Regions from separate parts of the Homo sapiens genome. Here region 2 is linked to region 1. A link is a loop called in an ENCODE intact Hi-C map of the cell type or tissue named here. Cell type or tissue: heart left ventricle. All regions are shown on one strand. Links, peaks and the distances in the headings refer to the core of each region. The heading gives the core; the rest is flanking DNA. Region 1 holds the start of CFAP54 (cilia and flagella associated protein 54). Region 2 has its middle 8.3 kb from the start of CDK17.

Region 1 (9,043 bases), core at 782-8,781:
CAGAGCAAGACTCTGTCTCAAAAAATAATAATAATAATAATAACCATCTGTCAAATATATTATAAAAGCAACTCCTACCTCCTGTACTCCTAACTGGTCTCTACACTGCTATTCTTGTTCCCTTTGGATATGATCATCAGAATAATATCTTAAAACAAAAATTAGGCCGTGCATGGTGGCTCACACCTGTAATCCCAGCACTTTGGGAGGCTGAGGCGGGTGGATCACTTGAGATCAGGAGTTTGAGACCAGCCTGGCCAACATGGTGAAACCCTGTCTCTACTAAAGACACAAAAATTAGCCGGGCGTGGTGGCATGCGCCTATAATCCCAGCTACTCAGGAGGCTGAGGCAGGAGAATCACTTGAACTCCGGAGGCGGAGGTTGCAGTGAGCTGAGATTGCACCACTGCATTCCAGCCTTGTTGACAGAGTGAGACTGTCTCAAAAAAAAAAAAATTACATAAGGGTAATCCTTTGCCAAAACTACCCAATGGAATAAATGCAAACTCTTTAAAATGGCCTCTAAAACCTTCCAAAGTCCTATTATTCCCCTAAATCTCACCTCATACTGTTGTACCTCTTTCACTCTGCTTCTGCTAAATGGGATTCTGTCCATTCCTCCGAAGTAGGAATGGATCTGTTCTGCCAAGGATCTTCCTGCATTTTTGTCCCCCTATTCATCCTCTCTGTTTGGCTAGTCAAATCCCAGGTGTCCTTCTAATCTCAGCTTAATGGCACCTCCCTTACCAATCATTCGAAAGCAAGTCCCCACTACATTCTCTTTAAGCCTCTGCTTTAAGTGTCATCTACTTCTGACCACCTTATTGAAAATTGCAACTTCCTATCTTCCACTCCATAACCTCTTCTCTTTTTCTTTTTCTTTTTAATTTCTAATGGGAATAGATTATCTTCTTTTTCTCTCTAGCATTTATCATTTCTTTGTTTTGTTTTTTTGTTTGTTTGTTTGAGACGGAGTCTCACTCTGTCGCCTGGGCTGGAGTGCACTGGCGCGATCTTGGCTCAATGCAACCTCCACTTCCCAGGTTCAAGTGATTCTCCTGCCTCGGCCTGCCGAGTAGCTGGGATTACAGGCGCCCACCACCACGCCCGACTAATTTTTTGTATTTTTAGTAGAGACAGGGTTTCACTATGTTGGCCAGGCTGGTCTCAAATACCTGACCTCGTGATCCAGCCTCTCAAAGTGCTGGGATTGCAGGCGTGAGCCACCGCACCCAGCTGCATTTATCATTCCTAAATTACCATAAAATACACATAATTGATGTTTATTGTCTAGTTCCCTCTCTAGACTATAAAGTCTGAGAAGGCAGAGACTTTTGTCTGGTTCACTGCTGTATCCAGAGTGCCTAGTAGGAAGCCTGACACATATAAGTGCTCAGCAGTTACTTTCATAGCATTTGTTGTTTGTGAATTGACTAATGACTCATTGAACATCTATCTCCCTCTCTAGACTATAAGCTCCATGAATACTGACTCCCATATCTATTTTGTTCACCACTGTGTAACCAGTGTCAAGTACATTTCCTCACACATAGCAGGCACTCAGTAAAAATTATTGTATAAATAAAGGCCAAAATTGTGTGAGAGGTTGGACTGTTAAGGCACATGTCAATCCAATGCTTGTGATTCTTATAGTCTTGTTAAAGATGGCGCAGATTCTGTACTTATAGACTGGCCCATGTCTACTTTCCTATATGTAATAGTCACAATTACTGAGAATATAAGGATAATAACTCTTTTTTTTTTTTTTTGAGACAGAGTCTCATTCTGTCATCCAGGGTGGAGTGCAGTGGCATGATCTCGGCACACTGGCAACCTCCACCTCCTGGGTTCAAGAGATTCTCATGCCTCAGCCTCCTGAGTAGCTGGGATTACAGGCACACACCACCACGCCCGGCTAATTTTTGTATTTTTTAGTAGAGACAGAGTTTTGCCATGTTGGCCAGGCTGATCTTGAACTCCTGACTGCAGGTGATCTGCCTGCCTCAGCCTCCCAGAGTGCTGGGATTACAGGCGTAAGCCACTGCACCAGGCCAAGGATAATAACTCTTGAATCCTTTCAATACTAAATATTTATTGAATGTTTATTATGTCCCAACCCCCAGGCTAAGTGCCAGAAATACAGCAATGAAAAAGAAACACATCCAAAGTCACCAGGGAGCTTACATCCTAATGAGACAGACAATACACAAGAAAACAAATCGATTAAAAAATATAAACCTATGAGTGAATCTGCATTCGATAGGAAAGGCCACTCTAAGGAGGTGACAACTGAGCTGAGGCCTGAAAAAAGGAGCCAGATTTTTGAAAAGCTTGGGGAAGAACATTCAGACAACAAAGATGGCAAATATAAAGGCTCTGGGGTGAGAAACAGTAGGACCTGTTTCTCTGGAAAGTCCTGAGAGAGAAGTGAGGGATGAGCTGAGCTCAGAAAGGCAGGCAGGGTCAACACCTCAGCCCCTGGAGAGTATCAGAATTCTTAAGTTTATTCCAAAAGCAATGGGAAGCAATAGAAAGACTTTAGATAAGATTTGTAAAGATCATCCTGACTGCTAGGTGAAGGATAGATTGGAGACAGAGTGGCTGCAGGGAAAATGTGAAATGGTGGTGGTTTGGACTGGAACGCTGGTAGTGGAGATGGGGAGATGAAGTTCAAAGATAAAAACCATTTAAATATAAATGTATAAGCCGGGCAAGGTGGCTCATGCCTGTAACCTCAGCAATCTTGGAGGCCAAGGCGGGTGGATCACCTGAGGTCAGGAGTTTGAGACCAGCCTGGCCAACATGGCGAAACCCCATCTCTACTAAAAATACAAAAATTAGCCGGGCGTGGTAGCAGGCACCTGTAGTCCCAGCTACTCAGAAGGCTGAGGCACAAGAATCGCTTAAACCTGGGAGGCAGAGGTTGCAGTAAGCTGAGATCGCAGCAGTACACTCCAGCCTGGGGTACAGAGTGAGACTCCCTATCAATAAATAAATAAATAAAGCATATAGAGTAGGTATATAATGGGCTTTCCTTGGTCAATTCTTGGTTCTCATCTTACTTGGCCAGTCAGCAGAATTTGCCACAGTTGATCATTCCTTTCTTCCTGAAATACTTTCTCTACCTGCTTCTAGTACACCAGGCACTTAATGGTTTTCCACTGGCCCCTCCTCCTTAGTCTCTGTTGGTTTCTTCTTATTGCCTCTCCCTGTCCATGCTGGAGCATCCCAGGGCTCAATCCTTGGACTCTTCCCTTCTCCATTTACACACACACTCCCTTAGCTATTCATCAAGTGTCATCATTTAAATATCATATGAATCCCAAATGTATATCTCATCTGACTTCCAGATTCAAATGTCCAACTACCTACATAGTAGCTCCACCTGGATGCTGAATCACATCTCAATTTTTATAAAAGTAAACTCTTGATCTCCCTCCCTCTTGCTCTTCCCACAATACAATTCCACCCCAGGTCTTTCCCATCTGCCATTCTCCCTGTGTGACCTACTTTTTGCACAAAAATCCTCATCAATTGCTCCCATATCTTTCTCATCTTTCTCAAAAGCAACTTTTCCTGACCTTCCCTAACCAGGCTTCTCACCACCCCATTTAAAATTGCAACACTCAGGCCAGGCGCAGTAGCTCATGCCTGTAATCCAATACTTTGGGAGGTCAAGGTGGGAGGATCCCTTGAGCCCCCAAGTTCAAGGTTTCAGTGAGCCAGGATTGAGCCACTGCACAACAGCCTGTGCAAGAGTGAGACCCTGTCTCAAAAAAAAAAGATAAAATTGCAACATTCATCTCATATCCTCCAACACCATTCCCTGTTCTATTTTTCTCCCTAGCAGTCATCTCCTTGTAAGATTATTTACTTACATATTTGTTTAGTGGTTGTTTATACCCACAAAAACATATGCTCTATAAGGACATGGATTCTTATATGTTTTGTTAACTTGATGTTTTCCTAGTTCCTTGAACAGCACTTGATATACAGTATGTGCTCAATAAATAGTTGTTATATGCATAAATAAAAAATATTTTATTTTATTTATTTATTATTATTATTTTTTGAGAAGGAGTCTTGCTCTGTCGCCCAGGCTGGAGTGTAGTGGCGCGATCCCAGCTCACTGCAACCTCTGCCTCCCGGGTTCAAGCAATTCTCCTGCCTCAGCCTCCTGAGTAGCTGGGAGTACAGGCATGTGCCACCATGCCCAGCTAATTTTCGTATTTTGTATTCATGTATAAATTTTTGGCTCGCTCAAGGGTTTCACAACTTTCCATGTTATGAGTATATAAATTTGTATATGGAGAAAAAGGAATAACTTCGAGGTAGCTCAGGTTCATGAAGCTAGCTCTTGATACAATGAAGTATGTCATCCTGTGAACATGTGCACTTTAATTCCTTCTTATATTGCTATTAGGATTACAGTGACTTTTTCTTAATTTTGCTATTCATTCTGCGCAACTGTTTGCCTTTTTGGGAGTTCTATCACCATGTTATTACTGCAAACTGCGAACTCTTTTTAAGGTTCTTTCCTGCTTATGTTACCATCTTTCTTTTCTGGTCAAATAACAAATGGTGAGTTATGAAACATTTCTGTGTAGATTTTTATTTTGACCTGAGCAGGAAGCCAAGATATAACAGCTCCCAGGAATTAAGGATTGTTAAGAGCGACGAGTCTCCACTTCTTAAACTTTGTCTCTCCTGGGCCCTTCAGCCAGCCCCTGCGTCCGCAACGCTGAACCATCTCTGGGGCCACCACCTGCATCCTCCAGCCCTTTCCAGGGGTCCCTCCTCTGGCCGGCGCCCTCCCCAGTGCCCCGCCAGCGCTTACCAACGCCGGCGGAATTCGTGCTTCTCTTCCTCCGTGGTGGCTAAAGCCTTCTTTTTCCTCATAAAGCCTAACAACTCCTGGATCTCCTTCTCACAAGAGGCCAGGAGCGGGTTTTTCGCGTCCAGCGGCCCATAAAACACGGCTAGGGGCAATGAGTCCTCGGGGCAGGTCCACTGAAGCAGCGAGCTCCGGGAGCTCCCCTTCGACTCTGGGGGCGACCTCGAAGTCGCGGTGGAGGTCGGCGGCAGTTCTGGCAGAGACCCCGAGGTGGTAGAGTCGTCTGACGGAGAGCTCGAGGGGGAGCCCTGCGCCGCCATATTGACGCGCCCCGGCCCGCCTGGAGTATGTGTACACGCGGTTGCCTGGCGACGGTCTCGTGGCAACCGGGCATCCCGCGCGCATTCCGAGAAACACAGCGGCCCCTGGAGGGCAGAGCGAGAAAGAACCAGGTCCAGAAAACAATGATGCTCCTGAGGGCGTTGCCTGGTTGTGCGCTGGCACCGCTGTATGAAATGCGAACAGAGAATGTTCTGAGCAGAGCGCTGGCGAATATTAGAGCCAAAAATTTAAGGTCACAAATCCAGACTATACTCTTTATCCATGTTGGCCACTTAATAACGATAATGATGACGACCATGACCATTAACGTGTGTCAGGCATTAAGCATTTGAAACATGTACTTTCATTTATCTCATTTAATCATCATAACTACTTTACAACTTAGGATACTATTAGTATATCCATCTCACAGTTTAGGAAACCAAAGCTCAAGGAGGTTAAGTCATTTGACAAAAGTCAGCGTACAACCGTAGTGTCAGCGACCAGGTCCTCCAAAGGGAACTTGTGACTCCAAAGCCTGTGCTCAAAATGAATAGGCTGTATTGATCACTCCCCAAAACAAAGCTTATTAATCAAATTGAAATTAGAGAAATATCTGACAAGCAGTTTAAGAATCAAATACAGTTGGCCCTCCAAATCTCGGGTTCTTCATCTGTGGATTCAAGCAACTCCAGATTGTAAATATTCAGAACAAAATTAGAAATAACAATACAACAATAAAAATAACACAAAATACAACTATTTACATGGCATTTATACTGTATTAGGTATTACTAGTTATCTAGAGATGATTTAAAACATCCTGAAGGATGTGCACAAATTATATGCAAATACTACAGCATTTCATATCAGAGGCTTGAGCATCCACAGATTTTGGTATCTGCGGGTGTCATGGAACTAGTCCCCCACAGATAGCCAGGGAGTACTGAATATGCAGCTGATCCATTCTCTTTCCTCTATTTGTACCTTGAGGTCTGTAACTGTGGACATGATGTCTATGCCTCTAATAATTATGATTACATCTATTTATGCACATTCCAGCCTTACTTTAATTATCTCTGTATTCTAAATTAATGTGCATTTTGCTCAACCTTAACCATAGGACATTAATACATACTAGTGGCCTGAAGTGTTAACTCTCAAAATACTTTGCATTTTAAACAGGGCTTTTAGGAGACTTTACTTCTGATGGGGAAACTACAGACCTCCAGGGAAATACTTGGGGAGTTTATTCTTAGCCTGTGTATTATAGGCAAAAGTCAGAGTTAAATTTATTAAAGTATGAGTATTGAGAAAATGGAGAACCTTCTTTTCTATAAATTATGCAACACAATAAATTATCTAAGAGAAGAACCAGAAATATTTGGTGGCTTAGAAAAATCAGTCTTTAACCCTGAAAATTGTTACCAGTTCTATCACACTTAAATAAAGACAGTGACCCTAACACCCTGTGAACCCAATTTTCCATTTCAGACTAAGAAGCTTATTGGACCACAGCCTGATATCTTTCAAGTCTGACCTAATTTTATGCAGGCTCTGTGGGCCTGTGCTAATTTGTGAGGCTGGCCTAATATGTCATGTCTACTGTACCCTAATATTCTTTGAAGGAAAATAATTTTGCTCATCGGCACAGTTAATTATAGCCAGAGAAACTTCCTGGCAAGCAGTGAGACGCAATGACACCTCACTGTAGGAGTCCAATTCTCTAATCAGGATGTAGATATCATCCTTTGATCAACAAAGATTTTATCTTGTTCTCTAAGTGAACAACAAAAATTGTAAGGCTTTAAAGAATGTAGTCCTAGAGAAATAATCACTGGGCATTTACAAAAATATTAATAGACATTTTTAAAAGTCGGCTTGGTAAATTCTCTTTTTTCTCATCTTTTTCTTGCTCTAACATGGCAGACTTGTCCATTGCAGATCAAAAACTGGTGTAATTTGCCACTGAGTGCTATCTATTATATTGATGAAAGTGAAACAGCAGGATAAAATTAATTAAAGTGGTCACAGAAAAGGAAAGAAAAAAATAAAAGACAAAGTGGTGTTTTTCCTTCTAATCTGGCTACTGTCACAAACAAACTTTATCATAGGGCAGACACTTGTATTTCAAAGTCACTGGTAAAAGAAAATGTGACTAAGCAAATTCAAATACCTGAATTATGAAACATTGCATCTTAGTCACTTTCCCCCTTGCACACACTAAAGCTAACAATGCTTAACTTGCAGTAGTTTTTGGAAGCTTGTCTGAATATTTAAATGGGTGTTATATTCTGAATCATCATTATGATAAGATGGAAGTTTACATTTTATTTAGTTTAAATTAAATTGGCTGGGTGTCGTGGCTCACGCCTGTAATCCCAGCACTTCAGGAGGCTCAGGTGGGCGAATCACTTGACGTCAGGAGTTCGAGACCAGCCTAGCCAACATGTTGAAATCCCGTCTCTACTGAAAACACAAATATTAGCTGGGCGTGGTGTCGGACACCTGTAATCCCAGCTACTCAGGAGACTGAAGCAGGAGAATCGCCTGAACCCGGGAGGTGGAGGTTGCAGTGAGCCGAGATCATGCCACTTCACTCCAGCCTTAGCGACAGAGCTAGACCCCATCTCAAAATAAATAAATAAATAAATAAATAAATAAATAAATAAATAATAAAAATAAAATAAATAAATTGAATTTGAGGCATTTTTAACATTTTAGAGGTGTTATCTTCCTTGTAATTAGATGCAGCCATTATAATATCTTTCTCTTTCCTTGTCACTTTGCTTTATTCTTCTCACTGTAATGAAAGAATGGAGCTGTGCAACTACTGTGTCTGACAAGCCTAAGTACTGTAAATAGCTTCCTTATAAATAATGTAAATTGCTATTTCTTATAATTAACATCTTCGCAGGCTGCAGGGAAGCTTTTTGCCCATTCGAAAGTCTTTTTTATCTAAAGCTACTGACTGTTAAAGAATATGCAAGGTTAGTGCTCTTTCAATTCTCAATTTAGTTGTTAATCATTTGGACTATCCCAAATAGATACAATATATATGATCTACCTAATATGTAGACTTTTTAAAACTTCTTCATCCATTTATTCAGATAAATGCAACCATTTTGTTAGTGTCCATACAAGGCATAGATGAACCCATACATTCCCTACAGGAAGCAGATAACACAAACTCAAATAATCATAATTAAAAGGCATGCTATGGATTAGCTGGACATGGTGGCATGTGCCTGTAATCCCTGCTACTTAGGAGGCTGAGGCAGGAGAATCACTTGATCCCAGGAGGCGAGGTTGCAGTGAGCCGAGATCGCGCCACTGCACCCCAGGCTGGGTGACAAAGTGAGACTCCATCTCAAAGAAAAAAAAAAAAAAGGAAAAGAAAAAGAAAGAAAGAGAGAAAAGAAAGAAAGAAAGAAAGAAAGAAAGAAAGAAAGAAAGAAAGAAAGAAAGAAAAGAAAAGAGAAAAGAAAGGAAAGGAAAGGAAAAGAAAAGAAAAGAAAAAAGAAAAGAAAAGGCATGCTGTGGAATGTGCTGTGAGAAAGGTTTTAAGAAATGTGGGACCGCCAGGTGTGGTCACTCACGCCTGTGATCTCAATACTTTGGGAGGCCGAGGTGGGTGGATTGCTTGAGGCCAGGAGTTTGAGACCAGCCTGGGCAACACAGTGAGACCCTGTCTCTGATTTTTAAAAAAAATTTTTTTAATTAGCCTGGCATGGTCACATGCACCTGAAATCCCAGCTACTCAAGAGGCTGAGGCAGAAAGATCACTTGAGCCAGGAGTTTGAGGCTGCAGTGAGCTATAATCACCCCACTGTATTCCAGTCTGAGCTACAGAGCAAGATCTTTTCTCAAAAAAAAGAGAGAGGAGG
Region 2 (9,043 bases), core at 1,044-9,043, 82 kb after region 1:
TGCATGAAAACATTGTGGTACCCAGCAATGGAGAAGGGGAATTAAATGATCTATATGGTAGCTGACTGGGCAGGACCCCAAACAAGAGTGGCACCCCTTCACTCCAATGACTCCTAGGCACGTTTTGGGAAAGACTTTGCAGGGAGTTAGGGAAGGTTCACAAAACACAGGTCACAGAGTATTAGGCAGCCAACAAATAGAATAATCATGCAGACTCTATAGCAACAGGAACAAGTATTTACGATAATGACAAATGAAGAACATAATACAAATCTACCTGTATACTATTAAAGCATATATGAATATGAAATAAAGGCTAAAAAGAAATACTCCAAAATGATACAAGTTACTGTGTTGGAGTTGTAAAGTTATGGGCAATTTTCTTTCATTTCTAAATTTTTTTATGATGTTGCTAATGTATGATTTTAAAAGTGTTTACCAAAAAAAGATAAAAGGGGAAGAGATAAATTAATATTTTATATTATATGGGAAAAGTGGAAAGTTCTTAAAAACCTAATGACTTTTTCTTCCATTCTTCCTCTATCATCTTTTCAAAGTCTACTTAAAGCTTCTTCTCATTCCAGTTCATTCTCTGTTTTGAATAAAACTGATCAGTCCCCCTCAGGCTCAATTCCAGCATAGTTTGAGCCTGTTGTATTTTGCTAGCTTGGTGTCACTTGTGTGAACCATACAGACTTGTCTCAATCTGATTTGGAAGTATGTGACCTGCAGGAAAAAGCTGAGATATTCAGTTTGCAAAACAGCAAAAGGCAGGAATCAGATACAAAAAGAAAGGCAGTGTTTCTCAGGTAAGCAAATAAAAAACCTTGCATGTAGTTTTACTGTTAATAAACAATTAACATTTGAAGTAAATATGTCAGAAGCTATAGAACGAATAGAAATAGGTTGACTTCCTTCCAAATTCTGCTTTGTGCTAAGATATTTGGTCAAACTACATATTATGCATTCATTGAGGCCAAGGATTGCCACTTAAGGTACTGCTGCATTCTCTATAGCACTCAATGCTAGATTCCTAATTAGGCACCAGTAAGTGCTCATCAACTTGTCTCTTAAGCAATGTAACCTGCTTTGGTTTCCTACTCCTACCACTTCTCCCAGCTAGAAGTCCCCCTCTTCTACTGAGCAGCATATTCAAACTTTTATCTTAGGCTATTAGCTCTTTTTAAGTTATGGCCAGACCTTCTTCACCCCGATAGACACTAAGCCCTTTGAGGACTGGGACATTGCCTGTGTCATGTTTCCATTATTTACAGTGCCTGGTTCATTGTAGACATGAAATATAAATTGTTTGAAGGAATTCTTGAAGGAAATGGTAGTTGAAAAGTATATATGAGGCCGGGTGCGGTGGCTCATGCCTGTAATCCCAGCACTTGGGGAGGCCAAGCCGGGGGTGGATCACTTGAGGTCAGGAGTTCGAGACCGGCCTCGCCAATATGGTGAAACCCTGTCTGTACTAAAAATACAAAAATTAACTGGGCTTGGTGGCGCACACCTATGGTCTCAGCTACTTGGGAGGCTGAGGCAGGAGAATAGCTTGAACACAGGAGGCGGAGGTTGCAGTGAGCTGAGATTCACCACCGCACTCCAGCCTGGGCAACAGAGCAAGACTCTGTCTCAAAAAAAGTATATATGACAGTTAGATAACTTCTAGTTTCCAATCCTAAAATTGTTTGAGTTCCTCCGATAAAATAAATTTAGATTTATAGCTGTACTTGTAAATACAGGTTATAGAAAGCAGGTAAATAAGAATCTGTGGTTCAGGTGCTTTGGTCCCCTTACAGGAGAATCTTTTCAGATCACAAACGACATGTATTTTGTTCACAGTAGCTATTACTGACCCTTCATATTCCGAATGTTAGGTAATACTTATGATGAATAATACACTAAGAAATAAACATAGATTTTTTTTTTTGGCCTAAATGGGGCTGCAAATCTTCAAGCAAAAAATGTTTCTTTTTCTGCTTTACTTTTTGCTAAATATTGTAGTGCATCTCCATAGAAGACAGATGACTTCTTTTGAGCATTATAAACTCTGCCTTCCTAGATGCATTTTCTTCAAAGTATTTTTTTCCATGACTTTTGCAGTCATGGTGTGCGGGAGTGGAAGGAAGAACACTAACGTTTACTCATTGCCTGTAAAGTGCCAATTATTGGTGGGCACTTTTATATTTGGTGTCATGTTGAATCCTCATGAAAGGCCCTATGAGATACAAACATTTTACATATGAAGGAACTGAAGCTCAGGAAGATTAACTATCTTTCTCAATATCTTACAATTAATGGTGGAGCCCAGATCTAAACCCAGGCTCAGGTTCCTTTCACTATTTTTTTTTTTTTTTTTTAGAGACAGAATCTCACTCTGCTGTCCAGGCTGGAGTGCAGTGACACAATCATAGCTCATGGTAATCTTGAACTCCTGAGCTCAAGTGATCCTCCCGCCTCAATGTCCTGAGTAGCTGGGACTACGGGTGCAAGCCACTGCATCAGGCTAATTTTTTTTCTTTTTTAGAGACCAGGTCTTGGCATGTTACCCAGGGTAGTCTGGAACTTCTGGCCTCAAGCGATCCTACCACCTTGGCCTCCCAAAGTGCTAGGATTACAGGCATGAACCACAACACCTGTCCCACTTTGAATTCTATATTCTGCTGCATCATGCTAAAATTTTTTAGAACATTTATGTGAAATAAAAAAGGCCTGAAATATTTTATTCCATCATGCCTAGCAGTTGATAGAAAGTAGTAAAGGAATAAAGCATGATGCACAGACAGGCACTGACTACCTTATCAGTGGGTTCATTTAAAATGATGTGAATGATCCCAACATGTAAAATAACTTTTTATTTTATTTTATCTTATTTTTTATTTTTTCATTACACACCACGATTCTTCAAAAATCTTTTTAAACAGATTACATTACTAAGTGTTTTTTCTTAACACTATAAGAAAATGATCTTGTAAACAACACAAGTGGTCTTTGGAAATGTCTTTGCATTTGCAGAAGGCATCAGCACTTCTGATGCCTTCCAATCAAACTAGAATTTAAGGATGAGTAATTGTTATGAGCTCAAGAAAACAATTTTAATTGTGATTTATCTAATGACTTTGAGTATCAGGGTGCCCAAAGAAATAAGATATCCTACCTAATGGCAATTTTCTCCCTGCCTAGAAGGAAAGCACCTTTAATTGCACAGATGATCTACAGTTCAGACTAGGAATATAAAAAGAGGCAAATTTACATTAAATACACACATGAGATGGAACAATATCTCAAACTTTTCAGATTATTTCCACATTGAGGAAGTAGAGGGAGAAGGGAACTGACATTTATTGCATATTACAGTCTGCTTTAACAGGATATCCTGGATTTACCAGGTCAATATTTTACATAGAGTTAAGTAGGTTTCAGGCACGCCTCACTCACTGTTGCCCACTGCTACACTCTTGCACTACAGAGATAAAATGTCAAAAAAAATATTTTGGCTGGGCGCGCAGTGGCTCACGCCTATAATTCCAGACTTTGGGAGGCCAAGGCAGGCAGATCACGAGGTCAAGAGATCGAGACCATCCTGGCCAACATGGTGAAACCCCCTCTCTACTAAAAATACAAAAATTAGCTGGGTGTGGTGGCACGTGCCTGTAATCCCAGCTAATTGGGAGGCTGAAGCAGGAGAATCACTTGAACCCCGGAGATGGAGGTTGTGGTGAGCCAAGATCATGCCACTATACTCCAGCCTGGCGACAGAGCAAGACTCCATCTCAAAAAAAAGAAAAAAGAAGTATTTTTAAAGTATACTTATAGCTTATATTAACCTCTTCTTTGACCCTGAGGCTAGAAACCAACTATGGGTTAAGCGATGTGACTTCTATATAGATATACTTACAGAAAGCCCACATTTTTAACAGTGTGTTTTGAAAAATTCAGGCTTGTACAGACAGGTCAGATAATACAGTGGTTTCAAATGGCCATTAAACAGCACAGTGTTTTGGATCCCATTCTCTTTCTGTTTTTAACCGAAAGATTAACATGCAATAAACTGCACATCTTTAAAGTGTCCAGTTTGATAAGTGTACACCCATAAAGCCATCACCACAATGATTTAAAAAAGAGAACACATTTGTCATCCTCCACAAGTGTCATGCGCCTTGGTAATCCTTCCCTTCTTCAGACACAGGCAACCACTGATCTGCTTTTTGTCACTATATTTTGCATTTTCTATAGTTTTATAACAATGTAACCATACAGTGTGTGCTCTTTATTTGGTCTGACTTCTTTCGCTCAGCGTAATTATTTTGGGATTCATCCATGTTGTTGGATGTATCAGTAATTCATTCCTTTTTATTGCTGAGTAGTATCCTACAGTATCAACTTGTTTATCCCTTCACTTGTCCCTTTTTTTGTTTTGCCCTCCTATACTTGTCAAAATTTATACTTTCTCTAATTTTCTTTTTTTCTCTTTTTTTTTTTTGAGACGGAGTCTCGCTTTGCCTCCCATGGTGGAGTGCAGTGGTGTGATCTCAGCTCACTGCAACCTCTGTCTCCCGGGTTCAAGCAATTCTCCTGCCTCAGCCTCCCAAAAAGCTGGGATTACAGGCGCCCACCACCATGCCAGGCTAATTTTTGTATTTTTAGTAGAGACAGGGTTTCACCATGTTGGCCAGGCTGGTTTCGAACTCCTGACCTCAAATGATCTGCCCATCTCAGCCTCCCAAAGTGCTGGGATTACAGGCATGAGCCACTACGCCCGGCCCTCTCTGATTTTCAATTTCTGATTATGCCCTTGGCATTTACCCATGTATAGTGGACACCAGTGGTTTCTGACCGTCGTGCATTCCACCCCACACCTGTTACTTCTGCTAGAAGCACCCTCCACTCCTTTGGACAACTGCGTCTTCCCCATTCCATGTAGTCTGGTGGGACCCTTCTGATTAGTATGATGCAGGCCAATCAGAGTCTTTCCTTGGAATTTTCTAAATGGACCTCCTTCCCCTTGGATTAGGAACTGTGAAGGTGTGATCTCAGAGCTGTCAGTGAACTTATAAAGAATGAGGTTGGCACATAGACAGAAGCCCAGATGAAAGACAATCTTCCTGAATCTGGCTAGTGATAAAGCCCACTCATCCCTGGCTTCCTGCATTTTAATTAAGTGGGTGCCCCGCATCCACCACCCTAGTTATGGTAAAAGCACCTGTTTCTTGTTTTGGGAGGACCGCCCTTCCCATACTCTCAGCACATGTGATTCAGCTGAGGCAGACTCCACCCTGTCTTTGGGGTTAAGCATATGTCCAGGCCCTAGCCAATCACTCATCTGCCTTGGCCACAGTGACAGTCAGTGATTTAAGCTGAGCTAAATAAAGCTAATATTTGTGCTACTAAAGATGTTACTCCCTTTTTCCTTTGGGACTTGAACCTAGAAGCTTAGAGCTATAAATATTACAGACATCTTTTGACCTAATGGGTGGAGAGCCAAGGCCACCAAAAGCAGAACTGAAAGGAGAGGAACCAGGTTCTGATGACATCGGGACAGCTGTTGGCTAAGATGACCTTAAAGTCTGCGCCATCCCTAGTCTTTTTTTTTTTTTCTTGAGACAGAGTCTTGCTCTGTCACCTGTGCTGGAGTACAGTGGCGTGATCTCAGCTCACTGCAACCTCCACCTCCCAGGTTCAAGCAATTCTCCTGTCTCAGCCTCCTGAGTAGCTGGGACTACTGGCGCATGCCACCATGCCCAGCTAATGTTTGTATTTTTAGTAGAGAAGGGGTTTCACCATATTGGTCAGGCTGGTCTCGAACTCCTGACCTCAGGTAATCCACCCACCTCGGCTTCCCAAGGTGCTGGGAATTACAGGCGTGAGCCACCACACCCGGCCCCTAGTCTTTTCAATCACACAACAACAAAATCCCCTTTCTGTATTGTTTGAGTTGTTATTCATGTCACTTACAACAGAAAAACTTGAGATACAATGCATTACATTCATTATCTTATTTAATCCTTACAACCTGGCAAGTAAACTGTTAACCCAATTTTACATATGGAGAAACTTTTAGTTAAGTAATTTAGCAAAATCTCATGGTGACAAAATTAGGACTCCCATCCAATCCAACTGATTGCAAAGCCCTATTACTATGCAATGTTCCTTCAGGGCTAGAACCCTGACCTGCTTAATTTATGCTTTTCTACTCTTTCTTTCTATTACATGAAGCTTAACACTAACAACATCTGCAGCTTTCTTATTGCTGAAATAAAACTTGTATAAGACTTAATTCTCCCTTTTCCCTGCTTCTTACCTTTTTTGTCTTCTTTCCCCTCTTCCTCGTTTTTTATTTTTCCATTTTTCCAATATCTATATTCCAAATATTTGCTCTAGTCTTCTTCACAGATCATATCAATTCTAGGATGGTCCTGGGAGTCATGTAGGCTAGGGCAAGGCAAAGTTAGTTTACTGAAATTTGCACTTCTGAACTACTAATACTAGAAGACTACAAATCAGTCCTATCAGCTTACCTAAAAGCATATCACTGGGCCAGATTTCAAAGATGACAAACCATCCCTCCCTTCTCCCATTAAAAGGATGAAAAGGTGCCGGGCACAGTGGCTCACACCTGTGATCCCAGCACTTTGGGAGGCCGAGGCGGGTGGATCACCTGAGGTCAGGAGTTCGAGACCAGCCTGACCAACATGGAGAAACCCCCGTCTCTACTAAAAATACAAAAATTAGCCGGGCATGGTGGTGGGCACCTGTAATCTCAGCTACTCTGGAGGCTGAGGCAGGAGAATCTCTTGAACCCGGAAGGTGGGGGTTGTAGTGAGCCAAGATCACGCCATTGCATTCCAGCCTGGGCAACAAAAGCAAAATTACATCTCAAAAAAAGGAAAAAAAAAAAGGATGAAAAGGCCAGGCGCGGTGGCTCACGCCTGTAATCCCAGCAGATTGGTTGGCCAAGGCGGGTGGATCACCTGAGGTCTGGAGTTTGAGACCAGCCTGACCAACATGAAGAAACCCCATCTCTACTAAAAATACAAAATTAGCTGAGCGTGGTGATGCATGCCTGTAATCCCAGCTACTTGAGAGGCTGAGGCAGGAGAACTGCTTGAACCTGGGAGGCAGAGGTTGTGGTGAGCCGAGATTGCACCATTGCACTCCAGCCTGGGCAACAAGAGTGAAACTCTGTCTCAAAAAAAAAAAAAAAAAAAAAAAAAAAAGGATGAAAAAGGCCAGGCGAGGGGGCTCACGCCAGTAATCCCAGCAATTTGGGATGCAGAGGTGGGCAGATCATTTGAGGTCAGAAGTTTGAGACCAGCCTGGCCAACATACTGAAATCCTGCCTCTACCAAAAATTAGCTGTGTGTGGTGGCAGTCACCTGCAATCCCAGCTATTTGGGAGGCTGATGCAGGAGAATCACTAGAACCCAGGTGGCGGAGCTTGAAGTGAGCCGAGATCACACCACTGCTCTCCAACCTGGGTGACAGAGGGAGACTCCGTCTCAAAAGAAACAAAAGATGAAAAGATGAAAAAAGATAGTGATAATTCCCACAAGCTCCTGGGGAAATGGCCAGTTGCCACATTCTTCTTCTTCTCAACCTGCTTAAGAAGGGAAAACCTATACTGCCCCAGTTCCCACTTTCCAACTTTTTTTTTTTTTAAGCAAGACATTTGTTAAAGCTTAAAGATGACTTCATCACACCTGTAATCCCAGCACTTTGGGAGGCCGAGGCAGGTGGATCACTAGAGGTCAGGAGTTCGAGACCAGCCTGGCCAACATGGTGAAACTCCGTCTCTATTAAAATACAAAAATTAGCCAGGCGTGGTGGCGGGCACCTGTAGTCCCAGCTACTCTTGAGGCTGAGGCAGGAGAATTGCTTGAACCTGGAAGGTGGAGGTTGCAGTGAGTCGAGATTGTGACACTGCACTCCAGCCTGGGTAACAGAGCGAGACTCCATCTCAAAATCTCAAAACAAAACAAAACAAAACAAAAACAAAAACAAAAAACAATGGCTTCATGTTATGCTTCATTTTTTTTTAAAAAGCTCAAATAAACTTTAAATGTATTGTATTTGATTAAGACCCACATCTGGTTTTTCTCAGAGGCAGAACATCAATCTAGTTAAGAGGTATTGATATTACATTTAAAAAAGAAATGAAGAAAAAACTAGTTAATCCCATCTTAATCTCATAATAGAGACGTGTATGCAGTCTTACTGGAAGCCTGGAAACTAACTCTCCCTAAGCATTTTGTCAGCAACTAGAGAAAACTTTCATTTCAAAATAAAATGTTTGAAAATTTTGTCCCCCTTAACTGCCAAGATTCAGTTTGGTTCCTGGATTCATTTCCCTTGTAAGGACACATGACATCACTCTGCTGAAAGCTTTTTATAACGCTCCCTGGACGAGACCAAATGTCTCAGATGTTATTCATCCTCTAGGGTTAAATCTGGTACACCAAATTTGAAATTTTACATGTAAATAGGGAAGAAATTTTCCCTCCCCAAATTTGTAACTTGTAAATCTATGGAGGTATTCTGATAATATCAAATAGATCTGCTCTGTAAAATCTCTACCATTAAGCTTTAAGTGACAGGGTACAACTGTATCATTATGCAATGGTATATAGCTGTTTTGCAGGTGTTGGGATGGTACAAAATATTAAAAATAAATGTTAAGGCCTGGCTAGATGTTTCATTTTTGAAGCAGGTTTTAAAAAGCCTTTGACAAAACTCCTTTCTTGCCTACAGCTTCATTTTTGCCAAATGTAAAATTATTTTGCTATTGGGGGAAAATTGTTGATTGCTGTCCTTAGCTTAATTTGCTTTATTCTTCTTGCAAAACAAGCAAACAAACACACAGACTTCCTATATGATTCAGCCTAGTAAAACAGGGAATGAACCCAGACAAAAAGTGTTTTTTCTATTTGGTCAGTAATCTAATTTCTTTGAGAATTTTTAAGGAATATGAAATAATTAGAAATAGTCCAGAAATTCAGACATATGGAAAATTGTTTTGTAAACAAAGCTATGTATTGATGTT

What was found. A loop is a pair of places that touch in the nucleus more often than their neighbours do. Peaks named below come from ENCODE experiments on the same cell type or tissue, not always from the same donor. Only the 100,000 strongest peaks of a DNase experiment are listed, where the experiment ranks them.
Region 2: it touches region 1 in a loop (4-fold over the local background); 48 of 110 quality-filtered maps call a loop at or near these places.

What each region holds. Positions count from the first base shown.
Region 1 is chr12:96,485,722-96,494,764 of GRCh38, reverse strand. CFAP54 (cilia and flagella associated protein 54) reads right to left here and starts at 5,188. Exons shown (of 68, transcript NM_001306084.2): 1 at 4,839-5,188. The coding sequence starts at 5,155. RefSeq lists an enhancer at 4,940-5,149 and a silencer at 5,040-5,334. In heart left ventricle, for the core only: CTCF peaks have their summits at 5,067 and 5,270; a DNase peak (open chromatin) is centred at 5,224; H3K4me3 peaks cover 937 bases; H3K27ac peaks cover 328 bases.
Region 2 is chr12:96,404,250-96,413,292 of GRCh38, reverse strand. No RefSeq gene overlaps it. Among named protein-coding and RNA genes, the nearest start is that of CDK17, 8.3 kb to the right of the region's middle. RefSeq lists an enhancer at 5,550-5,599. In heart left ventricle, for the core only: no CTCF peak of the experiment used is centred there; no DNase peak of the experiment used is centred there.